Regions from separate parts of the Homo sapiens genome. Here region 1 is linked to region 2. Evidence: chromatin contacts called from ENCODE Hi-C data. All regions are on one chromosome and are shown on one strand. Each heading gives the region's core, a stretch centred on a gene start or an enhancer-like site at or near the end of the contact. The rest is flanking DNA. Distances are from core to core; before and after follow the strand shown.

What was found. A loop is a pair of places that touch in the nucleus more often than their neighbours do. Pooled maps may share reads with other maps.
Region 1: a loop to region 2 is called in a pooled map, with 5 times the contacts of the local background. The contact joins the promoter of FAR2-AS1 here to the promoter of CCDC91 in region 2. A Hi-C loop is called at or near these places in 7 of 50 pooled maps.

The regions. Positions count from the first base shown.
Region 1 is chr12:29,314,032-29,319,819 of GRCh38, forward strand. FAR2-AS1 (FAR2 antisense RNA 1) reads right to left here and starts at 3,817. Exons shown (of 7, transcript NR_103860.1): 1 at 3,677-3,817. It overlaps FAR2 (fatty acyl-CoA reductase 2), which reads left to right. Exons shown (of 12, transcript NM_001271783.2): 9 at 2,810-2,981.
Region 2 is chr12:28,187,192-28,192,430 of GRCh38, forward strand. CCDC91 (coiled-coil domain containing 91) reads left to right here and starts at 3,265. Exons shown (of 13, transcript NM_018318.5): 1 at 3,265-3,450. It overlaps LOC729291 (a long non-coding RNA gene), which reads right to left and starts at 3,547. Exons shown (of 1, transcript NR_148936.1): 1 at 1-3,547. RefSeq lists silencers at 3,232-3,281, 3,312-3,741, 4,425-4,719.

The sequences.
Region 1 (5,788 bases), core at 2,567-5,066, 1.1 Mb after region 2:
AGTTGTATGATGTTTATGTTATTACTCTCTAAGCATTAAGCATTTTTCATTTAAATTCTTCTTTGACCTATGAGGATGTAGAAGTGCAGTTTTCAATTGCCAAATTAAACTTTCTACATGTGCATGAATTTCTACTTGTCCTTCAGATCAGAAAGACAGTAGCTTAATGGTTAAAAGTCTTGGGCTTTAAGATCTAATAGACTTGGATTCAAATCTTAGCTCATTCATTCACTCCTGTATTCATTAAATAGGCATTATTCTTGGGCTATGGATACATCACTAAACAGAAATCCATGCCCACACAGATGTTATATGCTGGTATGGGTCCTACCATTTAGTAGACTCCACTACTTACTAGTTGTATCAACTTGAAAAAGTCACTCAGTTTCTCCCTGTAGATCTTTTTTTTTTTTTTTATCTGTCAATGAGAATAATAATTATTCTATTCCAGGGAGCTCTTGGGAGGATTTAATGAGATAAAGTGCTTAGCACAGTGATTAGAACGGTGAACATTTCAGTAAACGCTTGCTATTACCATTTGGACAGCTTTCTCAGAAAGCCTTTCCTAACCCAGCCTCACCCCTCCCCTTCCTGGCACCCAGACAGAGCTAGAGGCTTCTTTTGTCTTCCTCCAGAGCAGAATACTCTGCACTGATCTCTAGCAGAATACTCAGGCAAAATATTGCAATCATAAACTGTCCACACCTCCCACCAAATTGCCAATTCCTTAAAGACAGGGAATATATCATATATATTATTATTATTTTTTTACCTCAGCACCTACCACAATGCCTAGCAAGTGTTAAATGCTAAATAAATGTATTTGTAATGACTAAAAGAAGGATTGGTATGGATTTAGGAAATGGAAAGTAATTGTATGTTGCTGAGCTATTTATTCATTCATTTACTCAAAAAATATTTATTGGGCACTGATTACCTGCCAGCCACTTTCAAGGTACTATATAGGTTGAAACAAAACAGACAAAATTTTGTTATGGTACTTAAATCTTAAAAAGGAGAAATATACATCAGATATGGTTGAGAGACTGCAAAAAAATAAAACAGACTAAAGAAGTAAATAGTGATGTGGGAAGGCTGCTATTTTATATGTGATGGCCAAGGAAAGTCTCCCTGATAAGGTGTCATCTTAGCAGAGACCTGAAAGAAGTGAGGGGGCAAATCAGAGGGACATGTGGAGGAGATATTCCAAGTTGAAGAAACAATAAGTGCTACAGCTCTTTAATCATATTCAAGGACAGCAAGGAGGCCAGTATGGCTGCAGCAGAAGCACTGAGGGGGAGGATGGTAGGAGATAAAGTCAGAGTGGTGGGCAGAGAGAGTGAGGATGCAGAGTGTGCAAAGCCTTCCAGACCATGGCTTTGCCTCCAAATGAGATGAGATTCCACTGAAGGGCTCTGAATGGAGAAGTATCTGTAATATATTCTGAGTTACATTTTACAAGAATCACTCCGGCTGCCACATGGAGGTCAGACTGTAGGAGTACAAGGGTAGTGGCAGAGACCATTTAGGACAGTACTGCAACACTCCAGGCTACAGTAGTGGTTTGGATCAGAGACACAGAAGGTGGAAATTATGATTCTGGGTATTTTTCAAACAGAAGGCTGATAGATTTTGTTGAATTGTGTGTGGGTTGTTAAAGAGAAGAATCAAGGATGACCCCAAAGTTTTTGGCTGAACTACTAAAAAAACTGAATTACCATTTGGTTAGAGGTAGAAGATTAGTGAAGAAGCAAGTTTGTGTATGCATTGGGAAGGGGGTGGTTGGTAGTGGGAGTATCAGGAGGCCAATTTTAGAGCTGTTAAATGTGAATGTCTATTACACATCCAGATGGAAATGTTGAACAGGTATATGGATATATACATCAGAATGTCAGTGTTGAGATCAGAATCTCTTACGCTATCAGAACCAAATGTTTTAATAATGCCACAAATGTTTCAATAAATGCCTATGAACCAGGTGATTCTTGAGACTCTTCTTTGTATAGGATTTATATTTTCAGACAGATTTTAGCTGGTATTTTTTTAAGGAGGGCAATAATCATATTACCATAATAAGTGATATCATCATAATTGAATAATGAGCTTAGGCATATGCTTTGAAAAAAAACCTACATACATTAAATAAAATTGAATTCAAATGAATATCTTTTGGAAACAACTACTGAATTCACAAATGTACATAAAAAGTTCTTAAGCTTAATCTAAGTAATAATATAAAAAGAAAAATACTATTATGAATAAAACTCTGGATACCAGAGTGGACAATTGAGTCTAACATATTCCCAGAGAAGTATTTGAAGTAGACTAACACAAAGAAATCTTGCCTTGAGAATCTTTACAATCTTTTACTTAAACCTTTAATAAAGATTCAAATAAAATGTTAAGAAACTTTCTAAATGGTTCTGAAAGTAATGGTCCAGCCAGGGAAATAAGGTCTCTCGCCTCTGTCTTGGGGCTTTCAGAATAGACTGGATGACCTTAGAATTAAAGGCAGATTCATGTTTTTCTGAACAGTACCTCCTTGTATTGACAAGTGTTTCCCCAATAGTTTGTTTTACAGTAAATGCTTCAACTAAAGAATCCAATTATTAACCCATTCACACTGTTTCAGTTTGCAGATAACCATTTGCCCAGCACAAAAATCTTTATATTGTTCTCAGAAATTGATTCTTGACTCTACACAGCAAATCCTTCGTCTTTATTGTTTTGACCCATTACAAATGCTTTCCACTATGATGGACTTATATTCTCCTTTTCTCCTCTAGCACTTACTTTCTTTTTTCCCCAGGAGTCCAAGTCTTGGCAACCTTTGAAAAAATCCCATTTGAGAGACCTTTCAGGAGGCCAAATGCTAATTTTACCAGCAACAGCTTCACATCACAGTACTGGAATGCGGTCAGCCACCGGGCCCCTGCCATTATCTATGACTGCTATCTGCGGCTCACTGGAAGGAAGCCCAGGTGAGAAGCTGAGTCAATGGCTTTGAGAGTGTCACTGCATGGGAGATTAAGGCCCCAAAATCTTTAGTGCTTCCTTCAGCCGAGGATTAAAGGAGACAACTGAATCTTACCCATATATACAGATTGAACACACCTAATCTGAAAATCCAAAATCTGAAATTCTCCAAAATCCAAAACGTTTTGAGTGCTGACATGATGCCACAAGTGGAAAATTCCACATACCTTACCTCATGTGATGGGTCACAGTCAAAAGACATTCAAAACTGTTTCATACATAAAATTATTTAAAATATTATGTAAGATTACCTTCAGGCTCTGTGTATATGGCTAAGTGTGTATGAAACAGAAATGAATTTTGTGTTTAGACATGGGTCCCATCCCCAAGATAGCTCATTACATATATGCAAATATTCCAAAATCTGAAAACAATCAAAACCCAAAACACTTCTGGCCCAAGTATTTCACATAAAGGATACTCGACCTGTATAAGTTTTGAACAAAGCAGTCATAGTGAGAAGCCACAAAAGACATTAAAAATGTTCCAGCACAATAAAGGAAGGTAAATGTTAAAGAGGTTGATGAATTCAGCAAGTAATCATTCATGCGAAAAGAAAAGCAATTGAGACTCTGTCACTAGGGTTTTCTGAATAGGTAGATAATCTTAAATATACAATAATGATGACAACCTCACTTACTGAGAGTTTACTGTGGCACTCGTGGGGCTAAGGCTGATGCATGATGATCCCATTTTCATTGTCACAGCTACCCAAGGAAGATGTCCTCATCATCCCAATTTTACAAATGGGGAAATAGAAGCTAAGGAAAGAATCTGAATTAGTCTCAAAGGAAGTGACAGGAAGGATGTGGAGAAAGCCGAGTCTCAAAGTCAGTATTCGGAACCAGATTTACTGCCACCTAGAGATGAGTGAAGAAATTAGAGGGAACACAGTGTGCTGATGCTAAGGCAGCTGTCACCACCTAGCTGTGTGACACAGGACATACGCCTTTATCTGTCTCGCTTGAATAATATTATGTGTCAGAGGAGTCATTGTTATAATTGCCTAAGGCAATTCTCGTGATCAAGAATCAGAAGTATGAACAGTATTGCCTTCTGTGCTAGCCCCTTTATAAGGGAGGAAGTCTTCTTCAGCGTGTTTGTCATCTTTATTAGCAGTGCAAATGACTAAAACTTAGCCAATGTAGAGTTTATCTAAATTTTTAAAGACCTCATTTGGAGCTCATAACTCAGTTCTTGAGCAAGGTGAAAAGGAAACATTGTGATTATGGGGAAAATATTTGTATGGGGCTTATTAAATAAAGACAGGAAAAGAAGAAAACCCAAATATTGTAGGCAGAAATGCTAAAGGTTTTAAAATATATCAGGATTGGAAGAGGGCCTGCATAAAGAACAAAGTTCAGTTAGGAAAAAAGAGAAACACAGAAGGAAGAGACACAATAAAAATCTATATGTATCTTGTGAGAAGTCAAACAGTAATATTTGTGGGAAATGGGTTGGTTTGTTGTGTGGTATGTATTTTAGCAATAATCTTTATGGCAGAAAAAGCTGAAATCCTTCTAGACCCTTTCCTGCTCCAGGTGTGCTTGTGTATACTCTCCTATGCTTTTACATCCATATATGGACGTACATAGTTTGCTTTGCAGTAGGGGGGTATGTGTGTATATAAATCAATTGTACATATTTTACAACTTTTTCCACTAATTTTCCATGAAAATCTAAGTCATTCTGCCCGGTGTTGTCTTTTTTTTCTACTGCAAATAGGGCAATGAATATCAGTGTGCATGCCTCTTTGTAGAATGTGCCTGTGTCAGGAGAGGATGCTGAGGAGGGAGACTGCTGGATTGAAGAGTATGTGGAGTTTGTGACTAGTGCCAGGTGACCCTCCCTAAGGAAGAGACTGTCAATTGGCACTACCACAACAGTGTATGAAGGGTACAAAAGTCTTTTTTTTTTCTTTTTCTTTTTTCTTTTTTTTTTGAGATGGAGTCTTGCTTTGTCACCTAGGCTAGAGTGCAGTGGCGAGATCTCAGCGCACTGCAACCTCTGCCTCCTGGGTTCAAGCGATTCTCCTGCCTCAGCCTCTCGAGTAGCTGGGATTACAGGCGCCCGCCACTGTGCCTGGCTAATTTTTGTATTTTTAGCAGAGATGGGGTTTCACGATCTTGACCAGGCTGGTCTCGAACTCCTGACCTCAAGCAAGTCACCCGCCTCGGCCTCCCAAAGTGCTGGGATTACAGGCATGAGCCACCGCGCCCGGCCAAGGGGTACAAAACAGTATGTCTTACCCTCTTAATGGGGGTAAGAATACTTTGTAAAAATCAACTTCTGAATTGTCAAACTCATAAGGAATGACATCTTTTTGTTTTTTTGATTTGCATTCATGATTGCTGGAGGGGCTGGACTTTCATTCATTTATTGGACATTTAAGTTTTCCCCTCTGTGTGCTGCCTGCTTCTGCTCCCTATTTTCCTATTGGGTTGTCCTTATTAATGTATGGGAACATGTGTGTGTGAATACATATTTCATATATTTTCTCCAGGTCTGTTTCTTTTTAGCTTTGACTATAAAGCTTTTTGTAATATGAGTGAAGATACATATAATGCAGGGCTTAGGAACATGGAGTTTGGAGTCAGGCTTATAGGATTTAAATCCTGGCTTCACCAATTTAGCCATTAGAGCCCTAAATTACTTCATCTCTCTAAATCCTAACTTCCTATTCTGTAAAATGGGCACAGTAATCGTAACCTATTTTATATAGTTTAATATGAGTGCTTAGAATATAATAATC
Region 2 (5,239 bases), core at 2,015-4,514:
TGCTGGGGTTACACGTATAAGCCACCGTGACTGGCTTCTTTCCTCCTTTTTTGTTGGCCATGTGCCTTTAAAATCCTTTCTGCCAATTTCATGGGTACCATCTCGGCTCAGGCAGTCATTAATTCCTCATTTTAGTTATTTTATGTCTTCTATCTGGTTTGTTTGTTTTTCTAGTCTTGGCCCCGTCTCTCCTACCCAATAATCCTTCCTCTATACTGCTGCTGAAGTAATTCTTCTCCAACCTTGCTTAACTAATTCAGCAATTTCCCATTACCTTCAGGATACAGTTCAAACTCCTTAACACAGTTTACAAAACTCTTCATCATCTTACATCTACATTTCCCATTTCTCCTGCTGCATACCTGCATACCACAATGTTTGCTTCTATGGTATGCTTACCTGCAAAATATACTTACCTCCACAGTTCATAGACAAGGAAATATATACAAAGGTATATGTTCCTTTTTCTGGAGCATACTCATGTCTTTCCTTAGCTTGGTCAATTCCAATAGATTCTTCAGGACTAATCCTGAGCTTTGATACATTCTATGAGAAGTACTTCCTGTTTAACCTAGGCTGAGTGAGGTGTTCTTTCTCCACCTTTTAGCAATAACCTTTATTTCAGTGTTTATTATCACTGTAATATCTGATTTGATTGTATATTTTTCTAGATGTGATTCTCTTAAGGGCAGGCACCATGTTTTTCATCTCAGAAGGTCACAAACTATTAGGAAAATGGGCTTGCAGATACATGTACAACAAAGAATAATAATTGAAGATGGCTCATGGAAAAAGTATTCTGAAAAGTAAGAGAGGCACATGTTCTAGAGAGACAAGAAAAGGCACAATAGAGAAATTAGAGCCCTCATACATTGCTGGTGAGAAAGTAAAATGGTACAGCCACTTTGGAAAACAGTGTGGTAGTTCCACAAGGGGTTAAACATAGAGTTACCATATGACCCCGCAATTCCACTCTTAGGTATATATCCAAGAGAAATGAGAACATATGTTGACACGAAAACTTGTACATGAATGTCAACAGGAGCATTATTCATAATATTCAAAAAGCTGAAACAACCCAACCGATGAAGGGACTTTGAAAACATGTTAAGTGAAAGAAGCCAGTCACAAAAGACCACACATTGCATGATTCCATTTATATGAAATGTTCAAGATAGACAAATGCATACAGACGGAAAGTGGATTACTGGTTGCCTAGGGCTGGGGAGAGGAGGGAGAAGTTGGGGCCAAAGGGTATGGGGTTTCTTTTTGGGGCTGTGAAAATACTCTAAAATCGAATGTGGTAAAGCATGCATAACTCTGTGAATATACTAAAATCACTGAATTGTTTATAAAGAAAAAGATTACTGTGGGGAAGGAAGAAAGATTTCATGGAGTTGGTAGGATTTGAATTCACTGATAAATAAGTGATATAAAAAGCAAAGTGATGTGCTATAGTGAATAAACAAGCCCTTCTGTTGGGCAGATCTGGCTTTAAATCCACTTGGTCAATTTACACTTCCTAAATCTGTAACCTCATCTAAAGTGTAAATATATTAATATACCTACTTTGTAAAATTATTGTGGTAAGTTATATATGGGATTTAAAATATTTAATCTAATGCCAGGCACATAGCAAATATTAATAATAAATATTAGTTACTTATTATAAATCTGTTTAGTATGGAATACAGTTTAGTATTGAATATCGGGACAGAGTGAACATGTAAGTACATCAATGGGAAGGAACTCCCAGAAACTAATCTGGTTTCCAGCAGAAAGAGATATGAGAGACAAAATAATATAAAGGTAACCTTACTAAGTTTAAGAAATATTTATGAATACCTTTTTTCTAACTACTAGACACTTTGCTAGACTGCTGGATACACAAAGACAAATGAGAAGTGAGTAGATTGCTGGATATACAAGTGAGAAGTGGTCCTTGACTTGGTAGTCTAGTAGACAGATAAAAAAATATGTGTAAGAAAGCATTACATTTCTTACAATAGAAATGTTTTTTGTATGCATAAAGAAGGGGGTGGGCTGGAAAAAGAATGTAGTCAAGGTGACTTGCTCAATACTGAAACTGCTCATTAACTACTTAGGCCAGCACTTATGGCAGACTTGTCAGGATGCCTTGCTAATATTTTCCACTTCCAGTACAGAACAGAGATTACAGGTTTAAGCCAATTTTGTTCAACAGATGAGAAACCCAGTGTCCAAGGATGAAAGAATACTTGTTATACAAGGAATGTGAATATTCCAGAGATTTATGCTCAAAGTCCCCAGGTTAGTGTCTTTCTTTCTCACTAGACTGTAAGCTTCTTGAAGACAAATATCTTGAGTGTTACCTTGCTCACTCTTGAATTGTCAAAACTTGGCCCAGGACTAGGTATGTGGTATACAATCAATAAAAATTTGTTGAATGAATGTTCTTCAAAATCCTTCCATGGCAAAAACAGAAGAAACATTCACGAGTGGACTGCTAGTTGACTGTTTCTCTCATCGCTATTGACAGTCTGAAATGGACAAAGACATCTATATAATCATTCCTTCCTTTCAAATAAATAATCTGTGAATTACGCTATTCTTTTCCTATTGCTTCAGGACAAGCTATTTGACAGAAAGCTTTTAAGAAAGGCTTTGCAAGAAAACTCTGCAACAGAGATGGCACGTATGAATTGCTGTGATCTGGAGTTGAAGACAAGAACAAAAGTAACTCTAGAGCAGAATTCTTTGACCAAAGTCATCTTACTGGTTGGCGGAGGCTCTCAGTCTACTTGCATCCGGTGCTTGAGAGTTCAGACAGGCAAAGATGAGAGGTAGCATCTAGTCAACATCCATTTCTTGAGCACTTACTACATGTCAGCCACTTTGCTTAGTCCCCGGTTTTACTGTGCTCTGCTAGGAAGTGGTGAAGAGATTCGGCGGGATCTTCTTAGGACCAATCCTACAAAGTTCCAGATGGAACTCATTTTGATTTGGGGGACGGTTTACTTGCAGGGATTAGGTGGAGAAACAGGGCCTGCTACTCAAGAGGAATGAGAAACTGTAACTAACAGGAGGTAGACTGGGAAGGAGCATGGCAAAGTCACCCCTTTTCACAGGGCAACGCTCCAAAGACCACGCTCAAGCTGGGGTGGCAGGGCTCTGAACATGGGGCCCCGACCCGGGCCTCGGCCTGGGGCCACGTGACGCGCGTGTTTACGTTGAGTGACGGGCGCTGTGTTGGGCGGGCCTTGGCGGAAATCAACTTCCGGGGGCAGAGGTGTTCGAAGCCGGGTGGTGCGTGGGCTACCCCAACCTGTGTGGCTGGGCCGCGGTCTCCCCTCAAGGGCCTGGGGCCGTGCCTCGGGTGTACGCGTAGGGGTCTGTGTGCTGGGGGTGGCTCACCGGGCAGCGTGGGTGAGCGGCGCAGCGGCGGCAGCGGAGAGCGAGAGAGGGGAGCAGGTAAGTGAACGCTCGCCTTCCGGGGCCTGGGTCTTGGGGTCGGGGCCGCGCGAGGCGAGCGGAGAGCGCCCCACCGGGGGAGGAGCGCGGACGAGCTTCCGCCGCCTGCAGCCCGCCTGCTGCGGCCTCGCCCTTGGCTGTCGCAGCGACCAGGAGTCAGGGGGCGTGACCAACCTCCTGCGGGAACGGAGCCAGCTCCCGGGGGTGGGAGTGCCCACTCGTTCCTGCGCTCGCCGGTGGGTACCGGTATCTGCACGTCCCAGAATCGAGTGTTTTCGAAAGTCTACGCCCACGAACACGTGATTATTGTGTCACCGAAGCGCCTACCGAACGGAGACCTTGATTCTTGCTTAGATTACACAGAACGCGCCTGGTTTATGTATCCCCTTTTACTTTGCCAAGTACATTGGGGTAAAAGCTCTACAGCGTCTGCCAGCCACATTTCCTTAGAGTTTCTTGGGCCACATGTTGCAATAAAAGTGGCATTTCAGGGTCAAGGCAGGAGCCAGTAACTTTGCCAAGTGGTGAGGTATCCTTCGTCCCCGTTAGCACGCCTCCCTTTCCCAACAATAAAGATATTTTCTCCATCTGCGCGTGTCGCCTACTGCGGAGGAAAGCTTTGGACATGAAACCTATTTTTGGCTTCACTTTAAGGAGTGGAACTCTATTAAAAGCTGCGCTGGTGTTTTTTTGGTAGGATGATGTTGCTGCTGCTACTCTCACTTGCTTCCTTGATGAGAGTTGGGGCAGAGCTCGATTTCCTGGAGGGTAAAGTCTTGGCCACAATTTTAGGTGACTCAGCGGCCCCTTATGAATTCTGACTCTTTCCTTCCCTCCCCTCTCAGCTGTGCGGATACTGATGCCACCTTTCTCTCCAAATATTAATCCGGGTGGGAGTTGGATGATGGTTTTTGGAAGCAGTTTGCATGTTGCGTGGTGGAGTTATTGGAGTGGGCTGACATTTTACTTCACAATTTAAGGCAACCCTTCCCCCCCCCACAATATTTAGTTGGGTGGGGTGACAGGGACTGACAACAAATTCGCTGTTGTGTTCCCTGCTGTCGGAGAGTTCTACACTTAATGATCACCTGATTGCCCTCTGCTACAATTTCTATTGCGTTGAGGGGATTGGTTATACTGTCTGTACCTATTAGGTAAATGTAGTAAGGGTCATGCCAGGCAGAGTGCACCTGCATGGTGTTGGCTAACCAGTAAACTGTGTGGTAGAGAATTGCCCTGGTTACGAAGTTTGGTATCCTCCAGGCTGCCTAGGAGGGTGTTCTGTGGGCTGGGAAATCTTATGAACTGGTTTCCTAGCAACAGTATAAGCCCAATGGAATAAACATAAAGAAAACAAAGTGATGAAAGTTACAACTTACCTCTTAACTTTTATTAAATGGAAAAATGTAGCTTCTTATTGGAGTGATCCACTCAAAACTTCTGAGACATTTTTGTTTATTTTGATCATCTTAGTACTTAATAACACACAAAAGAAACTGCAGAAAATCATTCCAGAGGGACATCACTTTGGTTTTGGGTGGCATTAAAATAGAGAAAAAAGACGTTTAAAAATGAGCTTGTCTGGAGCTTAAATGGACAAACAGGAATTTGGTGTAATAGGCATTTTATGTTGTACTCTTATCTATATGTGTCAGATGTATGCATTACATATGATTGTTATGAATGAAGATAGTAGAAGACGGAGTGGGAGTGGAGTAGAGTGGATGGGTGGATAAGACTGGTTCCATTAAGTAAAATGGAAGGGGAATGTTTTAGATAAGTTGTTCCC